Linked DNA regions of Homo sapiens: all the other regions are linked to region 1. Evidence: chromatin loops called from intact Hi-C (ENCODE). Cell type or tissue: heart right ventricle. All regions are shown on one strand.

Region 1 (8,000 bases):
GGCGTGTGCCTGTAGTCCCATGTACTTGGGAGGCTGAGGTGGGAGGATTACTTCAACCTGGGAGGTTAAGGCTGCAGTGAGCCGTGATCCTGCCACTGCACTCCAGCCTGGGCAACAGAACGAGAGCATCTCTCAAAAATAAATAAATAAAAAGTTTCAAACACTTGGAAAGGGACAAAAGAGATAACAGGGTGTACCTTCAGTGGGCCTGGATGTTGCTTATGTAAAGCAGACCCTCCGACAGTATCTTTCCATAGCTGTGTACACTCTTGACTTTCTATTGACTAGTTTACAGGTCTGTAAATTGCAGAAAACTTGGCAGTGCAAATGATTCCTGTCCCTAGCAATGTTTGTCCATACCAATTCTCTGGCAGACAATATAAATCTCTATAACCCAAATTCCTAAACCATTAACATCTTTTTGGATTCCCTAATTAATGAATTATGCTATTGCCTTTCTCGTAACTGCTGGGCGTAGTGGCTCACAATCCTAGCACTTTGGGAGGCCAAGGCAGGTGGATCACCAGAGGTCAGGAGTTTGAGACATGGCCAACATGGCGAAACCCCGTCTCCACTAAAAATACAAAAATTAGCCAGGCATCGTGGTGGGCACCTGTAACCCCAGCTACTCAGGAGGTTGAGGCAGAAGAATCACTTGAACCCAGGAGGCAGAGGTTGCAGTAAGCGAAGATTGCACCATTGCACTCCAGCCTGGGCGATAAGGGTGGGAGTCCGTCTCAAACAACAACAATAGCGGAGAAAATTATGCTTTAGCACCCTAGTGCAATTAAGTGCATAAATAATTGCATTTCCCAGCCTCCTTGGCAGCTAGGTCCACAGAGCCAATGAGAGGTGAGCCAGCATCAGGTAGGATTTCAAGGAAGACTGTTTACAAAGATGAGCCAGCTGGGAGAAACCCCATTTTGCTCTTCTCTTTCCTTCTTCTGGCAGGACATGTGGACATGCTAGCTAGTACTCCAGCAAACATGTTATTAGACCATCAGGTTACCTTGTGTTAGGAAGGTGTGGTAAACTGATAATGGTTCCCAAAGACATACTCCCTGGAACCTATGGTATTTGCTACTTGATTTGGAAAAATCATCTGTGTAGATGTGACTAAGTTAAGGATCCTGAGATGAGGGGCTTATCTAGGTGGGCCTCAACTGCCGTAAGTAAAAGAGAAAGGAGAGGCCAGACACGGTGGCTCATGCCTGTAATCTCAGCACTTTGGGAGGCAGAGGCAGGAGGATCGCTTAAGTTCAGGAGTTCAAGACCAGCTTAGGCAACACAGTGAAACCCCATCTCTACAAAAAAATACAAAAATTAGTTGTGGTGTGTGCCTGTAGTCCCAGCTACTTGGGAGGCTGAGGTGGGAGGATCACTTGAGCTTGGGAGGTTGAGGCTGCAGTGAGTGATGATCCATTGTGCCACCACACCCTATCCTGAAATACATAATTTTTAGCTTTAAGTGAAATTCATTCTAAAAATAATTAAAATTTTTTTAAACACAAGATTGACACATTGAATTTTAAGTCTTGTGAGAAGCCATATTTAAAATTTTTAACCATAATGCACTGAATAGCAATGCAAAATTCATATCATTTGTACATAAAATGCTTCTCTCAACATCAAAAGGCTCAAAATAGTCCCTCCACCATGTAAAGTCAATCTCTCCCTTTCAGAATACTCAATGGAAGTTCAAGATTCTAAAAAAAAATTAAAAAAAAATAAACAAACTACTCCCTCAAGTCCAAGTCCACCATTGTCTACTCCCTATCCCACAGTGCCCACCCTGCTGGTAAGGACTGCCATCTCATTTCTGTTACCCTCTGAATTCTAGAACCTTCCACATGCTATCACAGTCATCCTTTCCCCACAGCACATACACTATTGTCACCTACGTCCTTGTCCATGTCCCCCAGCAGACTCAACTCCTGGGTGTCTCTGGCATCTCTGGCATCTGTACAAAGATGCTATCTCTGAAGTCAGGAGTAGCCCACAGTCCTGTTGCACATGGTCAGAAGGCTGGCATGTCAGACCACATGCAAGGGGCCTCTAACAATCCCACAACAGGCTGCACCTGAGACTGAAAGAAAAGGCAGTATGAAGGCTGGGCTTGCGAGCAAGAGGCACTGTCCTCCTCTGACCTCATTGTTGATGAGCTCACACTGGCAAGCACATGCTTTCCATTATCTGAAACACCTCTTCCCTCTTGCAAACATCAAGCGCAGCAGCAAAGCCATATTTGGGGGCTCAGCCATTATCTGTTTAGAGTCTAAAAAGGACAAATTGCACTCACAGATTGCATAGGTAACCTGTGACATCAGTGAGAGGGGCCAGATAAGCCACGACCGCAGCTCACCTCCTAAGAGTGCCTGCTGCCGTCCCCTGCAGCAACCCAGGCCATCGTGACCTCTCAGCTACCGCATCTGACTTCCTATCAGTGTTCAGCATTCAGGACAAAACAGAGAACAGGGTTTCCACATTAAACATGCTACAGCTCAGGTTGATGTCGAATTTTTATTGGTTAAAGCAACTACAGTCATTGCTTACCTTACTCTAAAACAGGTGATCAAGATTTTACATTACAGTTAGAATTCCTGAATATACAATGATTTATTACAACAGAGTGGCTGCTTCTTGATTTTTTTTAAAACCAACTGAAACTGATCTCCATCTTAGCACCTGCTAACAGTCAATCAGGTCAACCACAGGTCATATGAAACCATCTTCCCAACTCCCCCACCTCCACTGGTTCTGAAGAGTGGGTGTAAACAATGGGTTAAACAATCCAGGATGCAGACAGCTGTTAATCATAACTGGCTCCACATTCCCACACATTACAGTGGACTTCAGTAGACTCCCTGGCTACTTCCTACATAGGCTCAAACCTCTTACGCATGTGTACAAAAACATCTGAAGACATTTGGGGGCAAAGAAGAATGAATATTAAAATAACTGCCCAATCTGCCTATACCAAAGAAAAATATGACAGAGGCTTGGGGTTATAACCTATTCTACTTTTACGCCTCAGCTATTGAACAATTTTGAACAATCAGAGACAAAAAGGCTTACCAGAAAATACATGATTAACAGTATGTCAAACAAAGTAACTACAGAGATTTTTTACTTTAAGATGTCTGCTGTTTGTGTACCCAGTCATGTACAAAGGCAAAGTTAGGAGGTAGCTTCTCTTTTTCTTTAAGAGTTTAAAGTGTTTCTTCTTTTCTAAAGTACTTTAGCTACTCGAACAGCATGCAGACAGGGTAAGAATCACAGAACCTGGCCGAATACACAGCTCATTCAGCATCAACCACAAGGTGGCGCTGCTTCAATGCTGATTCAGATGCACAGCCCTGCTAGAGACGTTTCTCCACCATCAAGGCTACATTTGCTTGTGTCCTTTCCAGGCCGGCCAAAAATGCTTTCTCCTTAAGGTTTCAGGTAACACACATATGGCTAACAGTCTATATTGAGAAAGTAAACCACTGAGGCACAGCAACTCCCTACCCCCATCTTAGGACAGACTCTGACTGCACCTGAGAGGACTTATCTCAGCCTCCCTTAGTTAACAAGGCAACAAAGTGGGGCAGAAAGGCTTGCATACTCCTGAATCACACCCAAGTACAACACTGGGAGTTCATCTTCCCGGGAATCCATACTGATGAAAATAAATGGGAAACAAGACAAATCTCCTATGCAGAAAAATTCCAAACAATTTACATAGATCCTCCACTCTCATGGTGGTGGTGTACACCACCATACCCCTAAGTGTGGGCTGCACACAGCGACTTCCTGCCTTCTGGAGAGTACAGCACACTCCACATACAGCATCTATGCATGCATACAAATGCGTTCATGTTAATATATGGAAGGGGGAGGGAAGGAAACGAATAACTTCACCTTGGAGCAACCTGGCACCCACTACGTTGGCCAGGTGATCGAAGTCAAGACAGTGATAAGCCAGGTAGCTACTGTGTACATCAAAAGATGGGAGCAGAAGGCACTTCACTTCTGTGGTTTCTGCCCCAAAACCTGTAACTCCAGTCTAATCATGAGAAAAACACCAGTAGAGAAAAACACCAGTAGAGAAAAACTCCAGTACAGAAAAATTCCAGTAGAGAAAAACTCCAGTAGAGAAAAACTCCAGTACAGAAAAACTCCAGTACAGAAAAACTCCAGTAGAGGGGCAACCTGCAAAACACCAGCCCAGCACTCCCCAAAACTGCCAAGGTCATCAAAACAAGGAAAGTCTGAGCAACCACCACAGCCAAGAAGAGTCTAAGACCTGACAACTAAATGCAATATGGTGTCCTCTCGGATACTGGAATAGAAAAAGGACATTGGGAATAAGCTTTAAAAAAAAAAAAAAAAAAAAAAAAAAAAAAGGAATAGGCCGGGCACGGTGGCTCACGCCTGTAATCCCAGCACTTTGGGAGGCCGAGGCAGGCGGGTCACGAGGTCAGGAGATTGAGACCATCCTGGCCAACACGGTGAAACCCCGTCTCTATTAAAAAATACAAAAAATTAGCCGGGCGTGGTGGCGGGCACCTGTAGTCACAGCTACTCGGGAGGCTGAGGCAGGAGAATGGCGTGAACCCAGGAGGCGGAGCTTGCAGTGAGCCGAGATTGCACCACTGCACTCCAGCCTGGGCAACAGAGCAAGACCCCATCTCAAAAAAAAAAGGAATAAAGTACAGACTTTAGTAGGTATCAATATCAGTTCATTAACTCTGACAAGTGTGTCATACTAATGTCCTATGTTAATAAGAGGAGACTTGGTATGGAGTGCACGGGAACTCTGCATTCTTTGCAACTTCTCTATAAATCTAACGCTATTCTGAATTTAAATTTTATTAAAAATAGAAGTTCACCCAAGCTTTAATGGTAACTAAGAGGTCTCGTCACATACAGGAGAGTCCTTTTACTTTCTATGTTGTATTTAGGTTGTGTTCCTGACAGTCCTTTCACCCTCAGCATAGAGGAGGGTAAAGCAGCAAACACTGCTTCACTGAAGGTCATGTGAAGGATATGGTGGAAAGGCAGAGTGTGAGGGCTCCTGTGCCATCTGCACCTTTCGAGAGTGATCGAAGGCCACTATTCCGGGTGGCAATGAAGTAAAGTGAAAATGACCCAGGCTTTGGAATTAGACTGAAGTTCAAATCCCAACTGGTTATCAACGAGCAGTCTAACCTTCAGCAAAGTTATAACTAAGCTCTTGGGGCGCTCCATCAACTCACTGTAAGTGGGGTTCATACCTAAGCTGCAGGCTTGAAAATGTTCATGCAGTGTCTAGCACATGGTTGAATAAATGCTAAGTTTCCATTTCTCCTTTCCTTTCCTGAGACAAAAGTTAACATTGGCCAACTACAGCCCAGGGGCCAAATTGGACCACTGAGTGTTTTTATACATAAAATATCACTGGAACACAGCCATGACCACTCATTTACGTATTGTCTAAGGCTGCTCTGTACTACGATGGCAGAGTTACATAGTCGCAACAGGGACTGTGTGGCCCTCAAAGCCTGAGATATTTACTATCTGGCCCTTGACAGAAAAAGTTTGCCTATTCTGCTCAAAGGTCATCAATTGCCATATTTCCAAAAGCTAACAGGTCCTTTGTTTTTTTTTTTTTGTTGTTGTTGTTGTTGTTGTTGTTTTTTGAGACTGAGTCTTGCTCTGTCACCCAGGCTGTAATACAGTGGTACAATCTCGGCTAACTGCAACATCTGCCTCCTGGGTTCAAGCGATTCTCCTGCTTCAGCCTCCTGAGTAGCTGGGATTACAGGCATCTGCCACCACACCCAGCTAATTTTTTTGTATTTTTAGTAGAGACGGGGTTTCACCATGTTGGTCAGGCTGTTCTCAAACTCCTGACCTGATGATCTGTCTGCCTCGGCCTCCCAAAGTGCTGGGATTACAAGTGTGAGCCACCGCGCCCAGCCACTAACAGGTACTTTTCATTCCTTATCATACTTGACCTTCACAGCCTCTGCGTCAGATGCCCTGTTTCAAAATCCTCTTTTCTCTCTTGAGGCCAGCAACCTTAGCTCAGACTCTGCACTCAACTCCTTGGTGCTCTTCACAAGCATGGCTTCGTGGAGCACTCAAAGTTCAAGATAGGCAAAGTCAAACCACTCCACACTGTAGTTAATTACACCAGCACCTACACCTGTGGTAGGGCAGAAACAGCATTACTTGGAATCCCAGGACCAACGAGGGCTGAAATTCTACCTTTCAGAACCTTAGAATTCCTACCCAAAACACAGGAATAATGCCCACCTTGGAAATACTATGAAAATTAAACTGGGGAGAAAAACAAAGTCATGAGGCACAACAGAATATTTTGAATCTTGACCTATCAAGAAAACCAAGCTAGAGCTCGGCAAGCTTCCCAATGGCATGCAAAAAATGAGTTAAGGGTATGCCAGGATATGGATTCTCTCAGCTCTCCGGACCGTTGGGCAGAGTCTGGGGCAGTGCCCGAGGGACAGTTCATTGATTCCATTTGCTGTACAAAAATCTCCTATATGTGCCATGAGATTAAAAGGACTAGGAAGCCCCTGCCTTGAGTACTTTCCTTCTGCACTTTCTTCCTTCCCTAATTCTCATGTACAAACAGGTCACCACAACCTAAAGATTCTTTTTCCTAAAACTTTTTCAAATCAACCTCCACCACACTGCACATTCCCCTGCAGAGTTAAGCCACTATACTGCATTTGACTCAAGGAGTCCCAGTCTCAACCCCAAGGAGGCCTGTGTGAAACAGTTACCGTCCTAGAAACCAAATCTATTTATTTCATCCCTCTTCTGCTTAACTCTGTCATAGGACATCACTGCCAAAATAAAACACCTGGCTCCTCCAATGACACACACACACACGGACACACATACACACACACACACACACACACACACCCTTACCAGCTTCCGAAAGGAGAGTCTCGCTCTTCTCCGTGAGGTCACAACACTTTGTAGACACCTCAATGTCTTCACTGTTGTCATCTCTTGCCAAACTGGGAGGTCCCCAGAGCTTAGAGCCAAGTATTTATTTACCTTTATATCCACCACATCTCTAGTCCAGAGCCCAACACATGGCTGGTGCTCAATAAACTGGTATAAAACAAATGTTTATGGAAGCTCATGAAATCACTGCGTGAAAGACTGAATAACTCAGAGTGCCTCTGAGGCCATTTGCAAAAATAAAGATCACCACCAAAAGTCATCATATCCACCCATACAATGTCCTCTTACAATGAAAGGGATCCTGGAACAGGCTCTCACCAAAACAAGTCCAGGAGAACTGGGGGAGTAAGAGCTCTTGAGATGACCACAGAATAAAATGAACTTTATTTTAAAGCCCAAAGGGCACACAAACTAATAATTTCCAGGTTGAAAGGAAGAAACAGGAAAAGTATACCATAAAAATAATAAAAGAGTGTCAAAATGCAAATAAAAATGGGATTCTCTTAAGCAGTCTGATATATGTTTCTTGCTCATTTCGGGGAAACATGTTGAACTCAACAGGTTTATTTTTTCCTTTCTGGGTATCACACACTACTCTACTAGCAACACTGTCAGTAAGTCAAGATTTCAGGCTACAGTTAAGATGTTTCCCCCCACCTTAAAAGCACCTGCTTGCCTGTTAAAATACCACAAACTATAAGAAAAAATTAACTGTACAGTAAAACCTAAAACCAAGTAAATATTAGTAAATATTACATCCTCAGAAACTAATGGATAGCTCCTTGACCTGGCCACTGATATCATTTCTTCCTGACAATCTTATGGGACTCAGGTGGCCCCTGCAAGGCATCTCTTTACAGCCAGGCCACATCTGTCCTCCCCTCAGGAGGACAGTTGGGTGCTTGGTTGGCTCCCTACCTTCAGTCCCCATAATCTTTGGTATCAGCTCGTTGTCTTGTGAACTGCTTTTCACACTCCTCTAAAACTTGGTTCCTTGTGCTCTCACTGATCTTTATCACTTTTAATAAAAGCTA
Region 2 (8,000 bases), 87 kb after region 1:
TTAGATTAGCAAAAAAATTATGAACTTTTACTGTTTTGGCATTCCTGTGTTCAAAGGCCTTTTTCAATGCACAACCCAGCATTTGGGCCCATGATAGTTTTGAAAAAATGAGCATTACACCACAAAATATTCTCATGTAAAAGATGACAAAATATACTTATTGTGGGAATTTTTCTGAAACCTAAAACACAGGAGGTTAGAGACTAGCTGAATGAGAATTTCAAATGCCCATCAATAGCTTTTTCTTTTCAGATCTAATTTCCCACTGACTCCTTCAAAAAAAAACTTCATAGAGAATTATTACAGTTTACCTCGTGGTCATCACTTTCTTGCAAGGATGAACAGACACACTTCAAATTTGTTTATCCAATAGAAGTATTCATCAAAAAAATTTTTTTTCTCCCAAGTACCCTTCTAAAGCCTAGCACTGGGCCTCCTCAGACCACAAGACAAAGGCTACTGTATGTGTTCATGGACCAAAGCATGTCTCCATCGATTCCATGTGACGGTCCAAATCCTCCAGCTGTAAAGGGTTCTGCAGCATTGAACACTGCTTTGACTACAATGTGAGGCCCAGAGAGGCTAAACAACGTGACAAAGACCACTCAGGCAAAGCCAGCGTCGGTGAGTTCGTGAGGACGTTCAAGTCACACTCAACCACAGCACAGTGGAAACAATACCACAGAAATCCTAAAGCAAATAAAAGAAAGCTCTTCTTTCATGTTGAATGCTGCTATTTAATAGAAAGCAAGCTTACATAACAGAGGAAGATGGGAGGAGGAGAACTTCATGGGGATCTGTCCTACATTTGGGGCTTGAGTAGCAAAAGGCATTAAAACATACCAATTTCCATCCCAAATCTTTCAGCTTCCATTTCCATGAGACAGGTGTCCTGCTAGTACTGTTACACTATCAACCGCCCTGAGGTGGTTTTCCATCCCATGGCCCATGAGAATCTCCTAGGTAGCTTTAAAAATTCTGAGGCCTAGAAAAAGTGAAACGGGATCTCTGGGAATAGGGCCCACTGGCGCTTTTCAAACCCGACCAGTTGATTTTAATGTGTAGCCAGGATTGAGAGTCACTACACCTGACCAACTCCCAGCTGTTTCTTTTGTCCTCCTGATGGGGTCAGGTGGGAAATATTTATGCCTCAAAAACAGGGGAGAGAGGGAAAAGCAAATGGACCAGGGAAGAGAGCTGAAGAAAGTTGGAGTGAATAACGATTTGTAGGTGATGATCGCTGGAGTGGGTGCAAGGTGTGGCCCAAGGGAGAAGGCAGGAGGAGGGACAGATTAGGCCATTCACTAAGTGAGCCCTGCATGGCATCTGCATTGAGTCCGGCTGCTTTGGCAGGTAGAGGCAGGGCCAAGAGGCAGCAATTCAAAGCTCATCTGTAAAGAATATTTCCATTAAGTGTTAACTATATGAGAAGTGATATGATGGTTTTCAGATGTGAGGAATTTACTGCACCACTGTATTTGCCACTATGATTTCACCTGTTCTTCTAATAGTCCTGATAGGGTTTTTGTTTTTGTTTTTGTTTTTTACTGAGGATCCATATTTTCTTGCTCACCAAGTTTGACAAAGCACAACGCATTCAAGGATAACTACTAAGAGCCACAGTGCCTGAAGAACAGAGCTTTCCTTGGTATAAAACCAGCTGGCGCACATGCAGGTTGAATGTGACCTTGATTTCATGAGCATCATGATGTTTTCAGATGTGACAGAGGCTGGATAAGAAAGAACCTGGGGTGAAGCCTGCGGGAACACCGGCTCCATCTGAGGTGCTAACCCTATTGTCACTCCCATGTCCCGTCATTCTTAGGAATACCTGCTTGCTACCTGCTCTTCTGTAATAGAGGGACAACCACCAGGCTGTTGAGTCTGGATGGCTTCCCCAATTTCTGTCTCTCATGGGAAGGAAATTCATCTGCTTTGCCTTACCCATCCTTTACCAATGTTTCCCAAAGTGTATCCCATCTGTACTAGAGCAACCTGGGCTGCTCCTGGGCACTTCCCCTCTCCCGCAGCCCATGGGCAATCACACCTGGAGCCCAAGAGACTGCATTTTCATCAGCCACACAACTCAACAGTCTGTGAACCGGTCATACATTTACGATTCTTCCTTTGAAATGAGTTCCTCAGTTGTGCTGCTACATCTGTCCCTAACCTCTGCCACTTCCTAACTGGTGATTCACAAATTCATCCATGGCCACTTACTTGAATCCCACTTGGATCCCACCCTCCCGACACCAAGCCCCTGACTTAAATCACTCTTCTCTGAACTCACACAAGATGCAAAACCACTGCTTTTAATCGGGAGTTTCAGGTCTGTTTGTTCTCTCTCCCAACCACAGACTAGGCTTCTTGATGGCAGGCTCCATGACATCCCACTGAACCTTTTGCAGGGCTCAGTATATTTAGGCTGTACAAACAGTGGCTGACGGACCGGCCAAGGCTTGCTCAGCCCTGGGTCTTCCTCCGTTGAGCTTCTTCTCATTTTCCCTGAGAAAACTTTCACTCTTTCCATAACAAAATTGATTCAGGCAAGAGTAGGAGGAAAAAAGGGGGAGGCCTATCAAAGACAGAAGTCATATGCTGCAACCTCAACTTATCCAGAAAACACCAAGAACCAAGATGCAAATAAGTCTTCAAAGCTGCCAAAATCTGGGGCTCAGTTCATGCACAATGCAGAAGGGAACTCCTAACCCCCACACCAACCCCCAACACCTCTTCACAGGCTCTCCCTCAGAGCCCTCCCACTGTCTTTCAGATTCAATTCTAACAGGAGAGAATATGTGGTTTCCCAGACTGTTGTAAGTTAAGAGAATGGAGGGACAGTGTTAGATCTGGGCACAATGACAGCCCTGAGAAGCTGCGACTGACAGGAGAGAATCTGTAAAATTCGAAACAGTAGATTACAGGCTGTTATATTTTAACAGCCTTTCAATCCCCAAATGCATGCAAGGACGCCAAAAAAAAAGCATTTTAAAGCAGCACAATTCTTGGCTCTGAAAGGTGACCCTGGGCACCAAGAAAAGGTTACTTTGCTCACAGTGTGTCTCTGCCACTATATCCAGGAGAGATATCCACATGGCTAACCTCAGTCCACAAGATCCAAATGTCCTCAAAAATAGGAATGGGGACTGTATCCAACTGCAATGTGCTGTCTCTGTGTGGTCTCTAACACCAACGGAAACCAGGACAGGCTTTCTCAAAAGCACTGCCATTCTGATCTGGAATATTCCATCTGAGTACTCTCCCATTCATTATTCTCATCCATCTTTTCTTACGGTATCTGTGAGTAAAGCTCCTCACCAGATTATAAACTTCTTTGAGCAGATGGACTATGCCTTTGTATTAATGACACGCCCCCTATCTCCTCCTAAGTCACCAATGAAGCCTTCTGAATCTTTGCCAGTTCAATCTGCCCCAGATACCCCAGGGCCATATGACCTTAGGGAAGAAGGTATTTGAATGAGAGTGTTTTTAAACAGCCTAAGCGTTTCTGTAGTCTCTAAAGGTATTAAGTTTTCAACTTTCTTAAAGATGATAAAATTGGTTTAAATGTTAGGATTCTGTGATCAATAAGGCAAGCTTCAGTTGACTTTGGAATCTAATCTGTATGACATACAGAGCCAAGGAATAAATTCTGTACTGTTATGCATGCCCATGTGAACCACAGAGGCTAGGGTGAGTTTTCCCTTGCTCTAAAGCAACCTCACCTCACATATCTTTAATCATTCATCTACTCAGAATGGATTATTGGGTGACTTCATATTTATTTCTTTTTTCCAAAGCTCAGCTTTCTGATTTATATATTTATTTCTCGATAAGTAATAGCACTCAAAAGCACCAATTTGCTTCAGGCTTGGTAAAGAGTACTTTCATGAATTTAACTGACAGTTCTGTAATATAGGGTTATAATTTACACTTGGGAAAAATTGAGGAATTTGTTTTGTCTAAATTGAATTTAAAACTACATCCACTTCCAGATTCACATAAGTAATTCTCAGTTTTCAAGCTCATGATTGAATATGTACCTTACACCCTAAGACCCATTCACTTGCAAGCAGGCTGAAATGACCTACCAGGACACTAAAAACCTCTCTATTTAGGTCTAGGCTGTCAGGACATCCAGGCCTGGCCTGTTGTTTTCAGTGTCCATGGCCCTTCCTTCCCCACAGCTGAAGCCTCTTAACCCTTGCCCCCACACTCCCCTTGCTGGCTCAACCCAGCGGGAATTTCTAAGATAGAGATTTAAATAGCTCTGGCTAAGTTGCTCTTGCTGCTTAACAGGCAGGCCCTGACCTTGTATCCAGTAACTTGGCTTTCTTGCTCCTGCATTCCACAGGCCTAAATCACCCTCTAGCTCAGTTCTGATAAGGAGCCTGAGACCCTCTCTGGATAATCTGCTGCTAACTCCTCAGGGGCTGAGGAGCTGCCTTGCTCTTGGCAATCTTCCAGGGGACTGGAGGTCACTCTGACTCCATATGGCCAGAGAAGGTCTGGGGACATGGGTGCCTGTGTCAGGCTACTCATATACCCTGAGCCACCAGCCCTGAAGACCTCAGCCCCTTCCTCCTGACACCTGGACTCCCTCCCAGCTGCAGTGGCTGGATCTGCTGCCCCCAACTCTGAGATGGGGGTTCCAAGCCCAGTGCCTCCGGATGCATTAGGAAATGACTCATCACAAAAAGCTGAGGGTCCTCTGGCCAGAACACAAGTCATGAGATCTTGATCTTAGCTGTCAAAAAATGTCAAAAACAAAACCCCAACAACAAACTGAGAAAACAGGATCTCTCTTTTCCTGGAGAATTCAACACCCCTATGTTGGCTTTGAGTATGCTGAAGCCACTGAATCCTCTTTTACTAGTTCTAAGGCGAAAACTGAGGAAAATCAGAGAAATGGCTACAACTGTGTCTTCTCTGAATAGAGGAGAATCAGAGAGCTTCTTATCAACCACTTCAAAGCTAACATCCATGATTATTGAAATTACAACTATGAAATAACTTCTGTCCTAGGAAATCAAGTCATCTTCTAAAAGAAAAATAAATGTGTATGTGCATTTTTATCAATATACTTTAAAGATCCAGACAAAAACCCTAGCTGGTTAAAGTGTACTACACTTTAGAATAACATAAAAAACAGCAACCTTCATTTTCTGGTCAAAGATTATTTTTGTAATACCTAGTAATTTCTACAAAATTCTAGCATTTTTTGCTTTCTACCACCATTCCGTAGAAAGACATTCCCCCCTTGGCTTTATATCTTTGCTTTTTGATCTTGTTAACAATCCAGAAAATTCCAACCTTGCAATTTTTTTTTTCACCCCGGGAAGGAATAACACACAGTCACTTAAAAACCAAAAGCAGTGTCAACACTTCTCAATGACACAGCTGCTGTGAGTGACCAGTGAATAAAAGGGTTTTTGTGGGGAAATGTTGACTTCTCTCCAAAATAATTCTCAGTGTTATTGAAGACATGATCAAAAATAGTAGAGGCTGGGTACAGTGGCTCACACCTATAATCCCAGCACTTTGGGAGGTCAAAGCAGGAGGACTGCTTGAGAACAGGAGTTCAAGACCAGCCTGGACAAGATGGCAAGACCCCATATCGCTATGTTAAAAATACAGGCATGGTGGCACATACGTGTAGACCTAGCTACTTGGGAAGCTGAGGCAGGAGGATCACTTGAGACTAGGAGTTCAAAACTAGCCTGGGCAACACAGACCTCACCTCTACACAAAATTTTTAAAATTAACTGGGTGTGGTGGCAAGCACCTATAGTCTTAGCTACTCAGGAGACTGACGTGGGAGGACTGCTTGAGCCCAGGAGTCCAAGATTATAGTGAACTATGATTGTGCCACTGCACTCCAGCCTGGTTGACAGAGCAAGACTGTCTCTAAAAAATAATTATAAGGCATTAGTTAAGCAAGAAATACTAAGTACTTATGATAAACCACAGTGAAAATACTCAAACTATATGGACACTTGGTTTCAAAAGAGGGTGCCTAGACAGGAAAGAACCCACTCTGTATGCCATGCATTACATGGAACAATGCACATGTTCCATATTACAAACCTTTACTTAAAAAGTGAGGCATACGATCCAACAATCTCATTTCTGGGTATTTATCCAAAAGAACTGAAGTCAGGATCCCAAAGAGCTATTTTCACTCCCATGTTCATTGCAGCATTATTCACAATAACCAAAGTGTAGAAGCATCCTAAATATTCACTAACAGATAAATGGATAAACAAAATGTGATATATACACATAATGGATCATTCCGCCATAAAAAAAGGAAATCCTGATACATGCTACCACATGAATGAAACTTGAAGACATCACACAAGAGAAATAAAACAGTCACAGAAGGATAAACAGCACACGATTCCACTCTTATGAGGTATATAAAGTAGTCAAACTCTGCTAGGCACTGTGGCTCACACCTGTAATCCCAACACTTTGGGAGTCTGACTTGGGAGGACCACTTGAGGCCATGAGTTCAAGACCAGCCTGGGCAACATAGCAAGATCCTCATCTCTATAAAAAAATCTACAAATTAGCTGTGTATAGCAGCACATGCCTATAGTCTCAGCTGCTTGAGAGGATCACTTGAGCACAGGAGTTTGAACTTACAGTGAGCTACACTCAAGCCACTGCATCTAGACTGGGCAACAGAGTGAGAGACCCTATCTCAACAATAATAATCATAATTAATTAATTAATAATCAAACTCATAGAAGCAGAGCAGAATGGTGAATGCCAGGAGCTTGGGGAGAGAGGAAAATGGAGAATTGTTGAAAGAATATAAAGTTTCAGTCACAGAGGATGAAATACTTCTAGAAATCAGCTGTATAACATTGTGTTTATAAGTTAACAACACTGTACACTTAAAATTTTGTTAGGAGTTAGATCTCATGTGTTTTGTTTTGTAACCACAATTTTTTAAAATATGAGGATACAAACTCAAGGATTCAGATTACATTAGCTTCAAAGTTCTTGTCCTTTCTACTGTTTCATTTTGTCTACACACAAGAGAAGTATAAACAGTAAAGAATAGGCCCGACATGATGGCTCACACCTGTAATCCCAGCACTTTGGGAGGCCAAGGCGGGCAAATCACTTGAGGTCAGAAGTTCGAGACCAGCTTGGCCAACATGGTGAAACCCCGTCTCTACTAAAAACACAAAAATTAGCCAAGTGTGGTGGTGTGTGCCTATAATCCCAGCTACTTGGGATGCTAAGGCAGGAGAATCCCTGGAATCTAGGAGATAGAGGTTGCAGTGAGGTGAGATTGCACCATTGCACTCCAGCCTAGGCAACAAGAGTGAGACTCCGTATCAAGAAAAAAAAAGCAATTAGCATATACTATGGTTTGAATGTGTCCCCCAACTTTCATGTGTTGGCAACGTAATCCCCAAATTCATATGTGGAGTGGAGGTGAGGCCTTTGGGAGGAAATAAGGATGAGATGAGGTCATCGGGATGGGGCTCCCATGATAGTACTGGCGGCTTGAAAAAAGAGGAGAGACTTGAACTGACATGCACGCTCTTGCCCTCTCGCTGCGTGATACCTTCTACCACGTTATGAAGCAGGAAGAAGACCCTCATTTGAAGCTAAGCAGATGCCAGCACCATGCTCCTGGACTTCACAGCCTCCAGAACTGTGAGAAATAATTTTCCCTTTTTTATAAATTATGCAGAAGGTGGCATTCAGTTATAGCAAGAGACGGACTAAGACTGAAAATTGGTACCAAGAATGGGGTCATTGCTATAACAGATAGCTGAAAATGTGGAAGTGGCTTTGAAACTGGGCAATGAGTAGAGGCTGGAAGGGTTTGAGGGAGCAAGCTAGAAAAAGCCTGTAATTGCTATAAGTGGAGCATTAGGGGAGATTCTGATGAGGGTTCAGAAGACGAGAGCTAGGGAAAAGTCTGAATCTTCTTCAAGATTTGCTTAAGTGGTGGTGGCCAAAATGTTGGTAGAAAT
Region 3 (8,000 bases), 220 kb after region 1:
TCTGTTGCCCAGGCTTGAGTGCAGTGGTACGATCCTGGCTCACCAGCCTCAACCTCTGGGGCTCAAGAGATCCTTCCACCTCAGCCTCTCGACTATCTAGGACTACAGGCATGGGCCACAAGCCCAGTTCCGATGACTGTTTCTTAAACCATGGAACCATGGCCTTTCTGAACTCGTATGTAAACTTCCTCTGTTTATTTCAACTCCACTCAAGGGGCTTGTGCAAATTCTATTTATAAATATTAGAAAAACTGGGATGTGTGTGGTATGGAGTGTGTGTAGAGGGAGGGGTGGGTATGGAAGCCTCCAAATCAGAAACTCTTCATAATTCAGGATCTACCTGCCAAGAAAGGAACACAAAGAGGGCTATAAGAAGCTGCGGAGCCCTGCAAAGCCCTCTGCTTTTTGTGATGTTCTTAACCTCTCTACAAACCTTCCTGTTTCTGTTTTCCTTCTATTTGTTTTATAGCGGATATCTCATGCGTATATCTGTGCCTTTTATTTCTCATCTTTATCTAACTAAAGAGAGATTTTTCTGATCTATGTTTCAGTCTCACCAGCAATTTATGGAGTTTGCTCCTCATAAGTTTTTCCTTTGATCATCGTTCACCCTCAGTTAATTTGCTCAAGTGAAGAGCAAAATCTCAGGAGGAGATTAGCAAGGTGAAGGATAGCATTTAGTTCTATCTAATGAAGTGTTTCTGAATTTGATCATTCACTTCTCACTCAAGGGGAAATTTAGGGTGTAGTAGTAACCTCTTTGATATTTAACAATCTCATTATTTCTCAGTTATTTATGTCTTAAAGGGCTACACTGACTTTAAGTACTGATTATTCTTTTAAACTCTATTTATACACTAAAAACAGAAGTTGGAGGTAAAAAAACAACCACTAATCAGACCGCCTTCTGGTCAGTTCTAAATGTAACTTGCCATCTTACCTTTAGCATTAAAGACACCTTTTCATTTTGGCTTTTATAATGTACACACAGGTATTGCAGTATCCTGTGAGTTGCTTGTTTTTTTTTTTAGGAAGAGGTGACTGCGAAAGTGAAGCCAGGGGGCTCTGCTCAGGCACATGCCACTGGTTCACCTCTCCTGCACAAGTTATTTTCAGAACTGCTGCAAAAAGAGACTGTCATATTTTTCTTTCCACATTGTTTATTTAAAGAGACATGGGAACCATCATGAAGAAGATTCATAGGCCCCAAATGTCAACCCTGCATGTCTGCTTTGTTTTAGTTAATGAAGTTGTGATTTTGGAGTCACCTCTTCCCCCAGTCCTCACCTCTGCCCTGGGAAAATGGCAGGCCCTGAAATTTATAGGAATTCTGACCTAAGGGGCCAGGAAGTGCATGGGACTGGAGAAGGTGGGTAGCAAGGAGTCTGGCCTGTGATGGAGAGCTTTTCCTAGAAGAGAAAATATTACCTGCAGCTCTGGTTTCCACTGCACTGTTTTTAAACACTTAAAGATTTGTTACTCCTCTTGAAATGGCCCCAGGCATGTAGAAGGCACCAGACTTCATTTAAGTCACTTCCCTTCCCTTAACCTGCCATTTTAACTAGAAAAAAAAATCTTGAAGTGATTAGAGAATTTCCAGTTAAAAATTGTAGAGAAGCTGCACATTCTTAGTCCAAAGTTTTCAGAAAAAATGATCACTTTTAGGTTGATATTTACTGTAAAAAATTTTATTTCAAAAGATCAATTTTTGCCAGTTCTATGAAACTAACAGGGACAAGGCTGAAGGCTGAAAGAAGCCTTAGAGTTAGTCATGAAAGCTCTGGATTAAAAACCATTTTTTAAATGGTCTCATTGAGAAATTTTTCAAATAAGAGTCACCCTTGAATGAATGAATGTATGCTGTATCAAATTATCCAGAGACAAAGAAGAGCAGCCATTCTAGCAGAACAAATGCAGCCTGCTTTGTCTGGGGGACAAATCATTCTTGCAGCCAGTTTGGAAATGTCACTTTTAAGTCAATGAGGGTTGTGTTCAAATAAGAGGGGGCTGCAAGACCCTATTATATTCACTGGGATGTGATGTTTTGCCTCTGAATGGTTTCTACAGTGCATGAAAATTCCTTTTTCTTTTAGATGAGGGGGGAGGACTTTTTAATGTCTTAAACTGTTTTCAGGTTTCACAAAGTGCTTCAGTTTTTACATTTAAAGGGCAGACATGATGATCACACTGGAACACCAGTCATCCAGCTACAGAAGTTCTGACTTATTGGACAAGTCTTTTGAACTCTTGACTTGGTGAAAACAGATGACTGGGAAAACAGATTCGTTGGCTCGCATGGTGGAACCTGTATTCTGGAAGTGATCCAGGGCTTACAGTAGTCCAACCAGCCATTTGCTCTGTCTTTTGGTGATATGACACACTGGGGCTCTGTCTATAATGGGATTTATTTGAGCAGCAATGGTGTCCAGTGGAATAGGAAGTTCTGAGGTCTGAGGCGAGATTGAAGAAAACTGATGGGGAAATCAATCCATCGCCAAGAATTGACTAGATTGGCTGGCAACTGTAGGATTTGTAGGTCAAGCAGAAGCAGCTTGGCCCTCTTGGCTCACTATGGCAAACTCTAAATTCCCCAGGGCTGTCAATAAGCTCATGAAATCAATTTGTTTTGTGGCCAGTATTAATTTTTTTATTACCAAAAGAGACTAAATGCTAAGCAACAGTTCAACACCATCGAACTCTTCTTGGCAGGTATAGCAAAACACATAAAATGATTGATGACGTTTTTATATCATTTTGAAGTAGGTATGATTTTTTAAAGGTAAGTTTTTTTTTTTGTTTTAGAGATAGAGTCTCATTCTGTTACCCAGGCTGGAGTGCAGTGGTGCTATCATGGCTCACTGCAGCCTCGACCTCCTGGGCTCAAGCAATCCTCCTGTCTCAGCCTCCCAAATAGCTGGGACTATAGGCATAAGCCACCATGTCCGGCTAAATTTATTTTATTTTATTTTGAGTACAGATGAGGTCTCACTACATTGCCCAGGCTAGGATAAGCTTCTTCATGGAGATAGGAGGATGTAAATCGGACCGTCAGTGCCAAACCATCCTTGCTCAACAACAAGTAAGGCCCTGGCAGCAGAGACCAGCTTAGGGAGAATACAGATGCTAGCTTTAATCTGTGGAAGTCTATCCAGAAATAAACAAGGGATGACACCTTGTACACAATCACAGAAGAAACTTGAAGTTTTTGAATGATCCAAAAGAAATATTCACTTTCAACAAGAAAGCGAGTTTTAAAGGGGCACCAATTGTTTGCATTGTCTTTAAAGGAAGATTAAATTCTCCACTTAACTGCATATCCAGTTTGGTTTTCAGGTAGAGGCAAAGCTTTAAAACTGTGGTGAGCAGTATGTGGCCAGGAGCCTTGCCAGCTTTGGGAAGAACCAGAAAATGCAATTCCATGTTGCCATTTCTCTCTCTCTCTCCTTTTTTTTTTTGAGACAAAGTCTTACTCTGTCACCCAGTCTGGAGTGCAGTGGTGCGATCTCAGCTCATAGAAACCTCCGCCTCCCAGATTCAAGCGATTCTCCTGCCTCAGCCTACCAAGTAGCTGGAATTATAGACACACGCCACCACACTCGGCTAATTTTTGTATTTTTAGTAGAGATAGGGTTTCGCTAAGTTGGCCAGGCTGGTCTCGAACTCCTGACCTCAAGTAATCCAACTGCCCTGGCCTCCCAAAGTGCTGGGATTACAGGCATGAGCCACCCCATAGGGCCGCTGTTTCTCAAATGTGCCTTAAGGTAAACAATCAATGACAAAATACCAGTGCCAAGTTTTTATTCCAAGTCTAACAATAATATCATTAGTAATTATAAAAAGAATATTAAAATAGTACTAACAAAAGCATATATTTTACCAAGTGTCAAGCATTGTGCTAATTGCTTATGTGCATTTACTCTTCAACCATGGGACTAATATTGCTAGCTCCACTTTACAGATGAGAAAACTGAGGCCAAGAAAAGTAAATCTGCCCAAATTTGGAGCATGCTCACTATGTGCTATGCAGTCACTGTTCTAATTGAATGATCATAGATACTGTTATTACCATTATTTTACAGATGCTGAAACAGAGGTTAAACACTTTCCCATGGTCACACGGCTGTTAAGAGTCGAGGTAACATTCAAACCTAGTCACTCCAGTCCTACACTCTGAGCACTTCATGTCTAAATTTGTCTAACCAGTTAAATATACACATTTCTCATGGAATTTGGTAACGGTATTTTTTTTTTTTTTTTGAGATGGAGTCTGGCTCTGTCGCCCAGGCTGGAGTGCAGTGGCACAATCTCTGCTCACTGCAAGCTCCGCCTCCCGGGTTCACGCCATTCTCCTGCTTCAGCCTCCCGAATAGCTGGAACTACAGGCGCCCGCCACCTCGCCCGGGTAATTTTTTTTGTATTTTTAGTAGAGACGGAGTTTCACCGTGTTAGCCAGGATGGTCTCGATTTCCTGACCTCGTGATCCAACCGCCTCGGCCTCCCAAAGTGCTGGGATTACAGGTGTGAGCCACCGCGCCTGGCCGGTAACGGTATTTTTATTTTGAGTTTTTATAAAGTGGGGCCTAAATTGTTTTGCCTACACTGGTCATTCTAACCAAATGGCTGTTTATCACTGCAGCACTTAGTCTCAGGAATGTGCTGCCGCCAACTGGATGCTTGGGCTTTTTTTCTGGTCTATACTACCCTCTAGTGGTTGATAGAAAAATTCGATGATAGGCTATTTAATGACAAAGAGAGAAATAGAATGCTGTCCACTAATGAGGACTCCTTTTAAGCATAAGGGTAAGACATGAACCTGCATGTAATAGTATTTGTACTTTTTGTATCTTTTGATTGAGAAAAATACATAAAGACTAAAAGATTCTATGAATTTAGTACCTCATTTATGTGAACGTGTATTTTTATTTTTATTAATCTCAATAGTATACACATACATAAGAAACAAGGTGATATATATCTTTGTGTGTGTATATATACATATGTGCTATATACATGTGTTATACAATATATGTGTTTTATACATATATATGTATGTATGTATGTATATAACATACACCTTATTTGTTTAGCTATAGACAATGCCTGGAGTGCATTGATGGATTTAGAAGCCCCCAAATTAGACTTCCCTCAAACTTCTTTGGCTAGATTTTCAACAAATACCCACTCCTAAACCATTACAGGCAAGGAGAAATTAACTCAAAATTTTAGATTAATTAGTATATTCTCCTGAATTGGGCATAGTCCCCTGGCCTGAGAGGTGGAGATGTGAAGATAATTGGGATTGTCTTTTTTTTTTTTGAGAGAGTCTCACTGTGTCACCCAGGCTGGAGTGCAGTGGCGCAATCTTGGCTCACTGCAACCTCTGCTTCCTGGGTTCAAGCGAGCTTTGTGCCTCAGCCTCCTGAGCAGCTGGGATTACAGGCTGGTGCTGTCCCCATCACGCCCAGCTAATTTTTGTATTTCAGTTTCACCATGTTGGCCAGGCCAGGCTGGTCTGAAACTTCTGACCTCAAGTGATCTGCCCACCTCGGCCTCCCAAAGTGCTGGGATTACAGGCACGAGCCACCGTGCCCGGCCGGGATGGTCTGGACAAGGAAGAAGTCCTGCTGCAGGGGTGGCTGCAGTCTTACCCGAGTCTCCCTCCTGGGCGACCTCAGGAGGTGGGGGACTGGGGGCAGGCCCATGGGAGCATCCTCCCTGTGCAGGCACTAAGGTGGGCATTACCTGAAGGAAACTGAAAAACAATAGTAAAACTAACTAAAAGGTGGCCTGTGCTTTATTATCACCATCAAACAGTGATTCTAAACAGCAATGATAAACTAATTCTCCCTGAACATTTTTCATTTAAGTTCTAAACAAGGACTTTGCTTTCTTTCCATTTTTAACTATGTATGCTTCCAATTAGCACGTTTTCATTATATATCCTTTCACAAACATTCTGTTCTACGTCATGGAAGTCAATTTGGAGAATTTCCAGTTACGCAGTTGGCCTATGACATATGCAGCTACAAGCATTTGTTTCAGGAGTAAGTTCATGATAAATTGTAACTATCAGACCTCAGATTGGGCACAGTTCTACCATGTATTTCTGAGTCTAAAGTGTACATTTGAAATGATCAGTGATAATACAGTGATAGTAAAGACAAAGAAACAGAGCTTGGGTAACTTTAATTCTGTCATTCTACGTGACTTCACAAACATATTAACAAACAGCCAGAATCAACCTAGAACAGTGTACAGTGAAATTGTTTACTGCAGATGGGTACATAGACTTCAAGAAGACCATTAACTCTGCAAAAACAAAATATAAGGAAATGGACATTTCAAAGAAAAATGTCAGGAGAAACAACAAAAGATGCAGGCCTTACATGGCCAGAAGAAATCAAAAAGACAATTTTGAATGCCTGAGTTATTTTCAGCAAGAACTGGACATTCATTCTAAAATAAAGGATCAAATACGATGAACATTTACTATCACTCAGCCACTTTCTCTGATTTTTGCAAAAGAATAACTTGAGAAGTTTTAACTAAATGCAGAAGAAATTTATCATGAATTTCCTGGTGAGGATACTTGAGGGAATTTTTTTTTCACTGCAGAGATGTTTGAAAACTGCTATAATTCATCCTCAAGAAATTACATGGACTGTATTACAATCTCAGATTGACTTTGACATGGAATTTTTATGAATCAATCTCACCTTGATGCTTAAGTTTTTTCTTAACTATTTGTGTTTCTTAACTATTTGTGTTTTTCTTAACTATTTGTGCTTTTCAAAATTAAAGTAATTAAAATATTATTTGTTTAATATGAATGAAGAAGTTTGATTTTCACAGTTCTTGACAAATTTGTAGAAGGCTTGAAAATAGAAACCATAATCCTATTCATTAGTGCAACAGACCAAATGTACGTATGTGTTTGCCTTCTTTTTTTTTATTTTTGAGACAGAGTCTTGCTTTGTTGCCCAGGCTGGAGGCAGTGGTGTAATCACTGCTCACTGAAGCCTTGACCTCCTGGGCTCAAGTGATCCTTTCACCTCAGCCTCCTGAGTAGCTGGGACTACAGAGGCATACCACCACACCCAGCTATTTTTTTTTTTTTTTAGAGATGGGGTCTCACTATGTTGCCCAGGTTGTTCTCCAACTCCTGGGCTCAAGTGATTCTTCCATCTCGACCTCCTAAAGTGATGGGATTACCTCTGTGAGCCACAATGCCTGGCTTGCCTTTTTTTTTTTTTTTTTTTTACATGATTGTGTTTTAAAGGTATCAATCCATTACATGTTTCCCTTTTTGTCCTGTATACTTTTTTATTAAAAAATTTAAAAATTGACTCGATTATATTGTTGGCTGCTGTGGAGGTTACGATCTTGATGAAATCTTAATAGCAGGGAAGCCAGAGGTGGGGATATTTATGAGGTTTCTGGGGTCTATGTTTAAGGTGGGTCTTTCAATGTCAGGCTTGACTGAGATGGGACAAAGTTCATAATAGTTTAGTATTGGTGAATACAGAGAGGATAGGCTTTTGAAATGAGTCTTCAAACAGTAAACAATCATTTGATAATTTCAGTTGAGCTTGCTATTGCTTTGAGAAGATGCTATTTACCTGTGTTATGTGCTGAATGTTTATGTCCCCCCAATTTCATATGTTAGAGTCCTAGTCCTCAATGTCATGGTACAGTTGACCCTTGAACAATGCAAGAGTTAGGTGCACTGATCCCCCACAAAGTAAAAAAAAAAACTGTGTGTAACTTTCGATTCCCCGAAAACTTAACTACTAGTAGCCTACTGTTAACCAGAAGCTTTACCAATAACATAGTCAATTAACACACACTTTGTGTGTTATGTGTACCATATCCTGTATTCTTAACAATAAAGTAACCTAGAGAAAATAAAATATTATTAAGAAAATCATAAGGGTCCAGGTGTAGTCGGTCATGCCTGTAATCCCAACACTTTGGGAGACTGAGATGGGAGGATCACTTGA

The links. A loop is a pair of places that touch in the nucleus more often than their neighbours do. Peaks named below come from ENCODE experiments on the same cell type or tissue, not always from the same donor. Only the 100,000 strongest peaks of a DNase experiment are listed, where the experiment ranks them.
Region 2: a loop joins it to region 1, with 2.4 times the contacts of the local background. A loop is called at or near these places in 56 of 110 quality-filtered maps.
Region 3: a loop joins it to region 1, with 14 times the contacts of the local background. A loop is called at or near these places in 107 of 110 quality-filtered maps.

What each region holds. Positions count from the first base shown.
Region 1 is chr2:159,114,090-159,122,089 of GRCh38, reverse strand. The region is part of intron 4 of TANC1 (tetratricopeptide repeat, ankyrin repeat and coiled-coil containing 1); the gene reads right to left. Among named protein-coding and RNA genes, the nearest start is that of MIR6888, 69 kb to the left of the region's middle. RefSeq lists an enhancer at 3,179-3,473. In heart right ventricle, a CTCF peak has its summit at 3,317 (motif pointing right); DNase peaks (open chromatin) are centred at 2,149, 2,368 and 3,329; H3K27ac peaks cover 6,201 bases.
Region 2 is chr2:159,027,492-159,035,491 of GRCh38, reverse strand. All of the region lies in intron 2 of TANC1 (tetratricopeptide repeat, ankyrin repeat and coiled-coil containing 1), which reads right to left. Among named protein-coding and RNA genes, the nearest start is that of TANC1, 63 kb to the right of the region's middle. RefSeq lists an enhancer at 2,992-6,016. In heart right ventricle, no CTCF peak of the experiment used is centred here; a DNase peak (open chromatin) is centred at 4,251; H3K27ac peaks cover 6,574 bases.
Region 3 is chr2:158,898,160-158,906,159 of GRCh38, reverse strand. No RefSeq gene overlaps it. Among named protein-coding and RNA genes, the nearest start is that of TANC1, 66 kb to the left of the region's middle. In heart right ventricle, a CTCF peak has its summit at 4,717 (motif pointing left); a DNase peak (open chromatin) is centred at 4,543; H3K4me3 peaks cover 516 bases.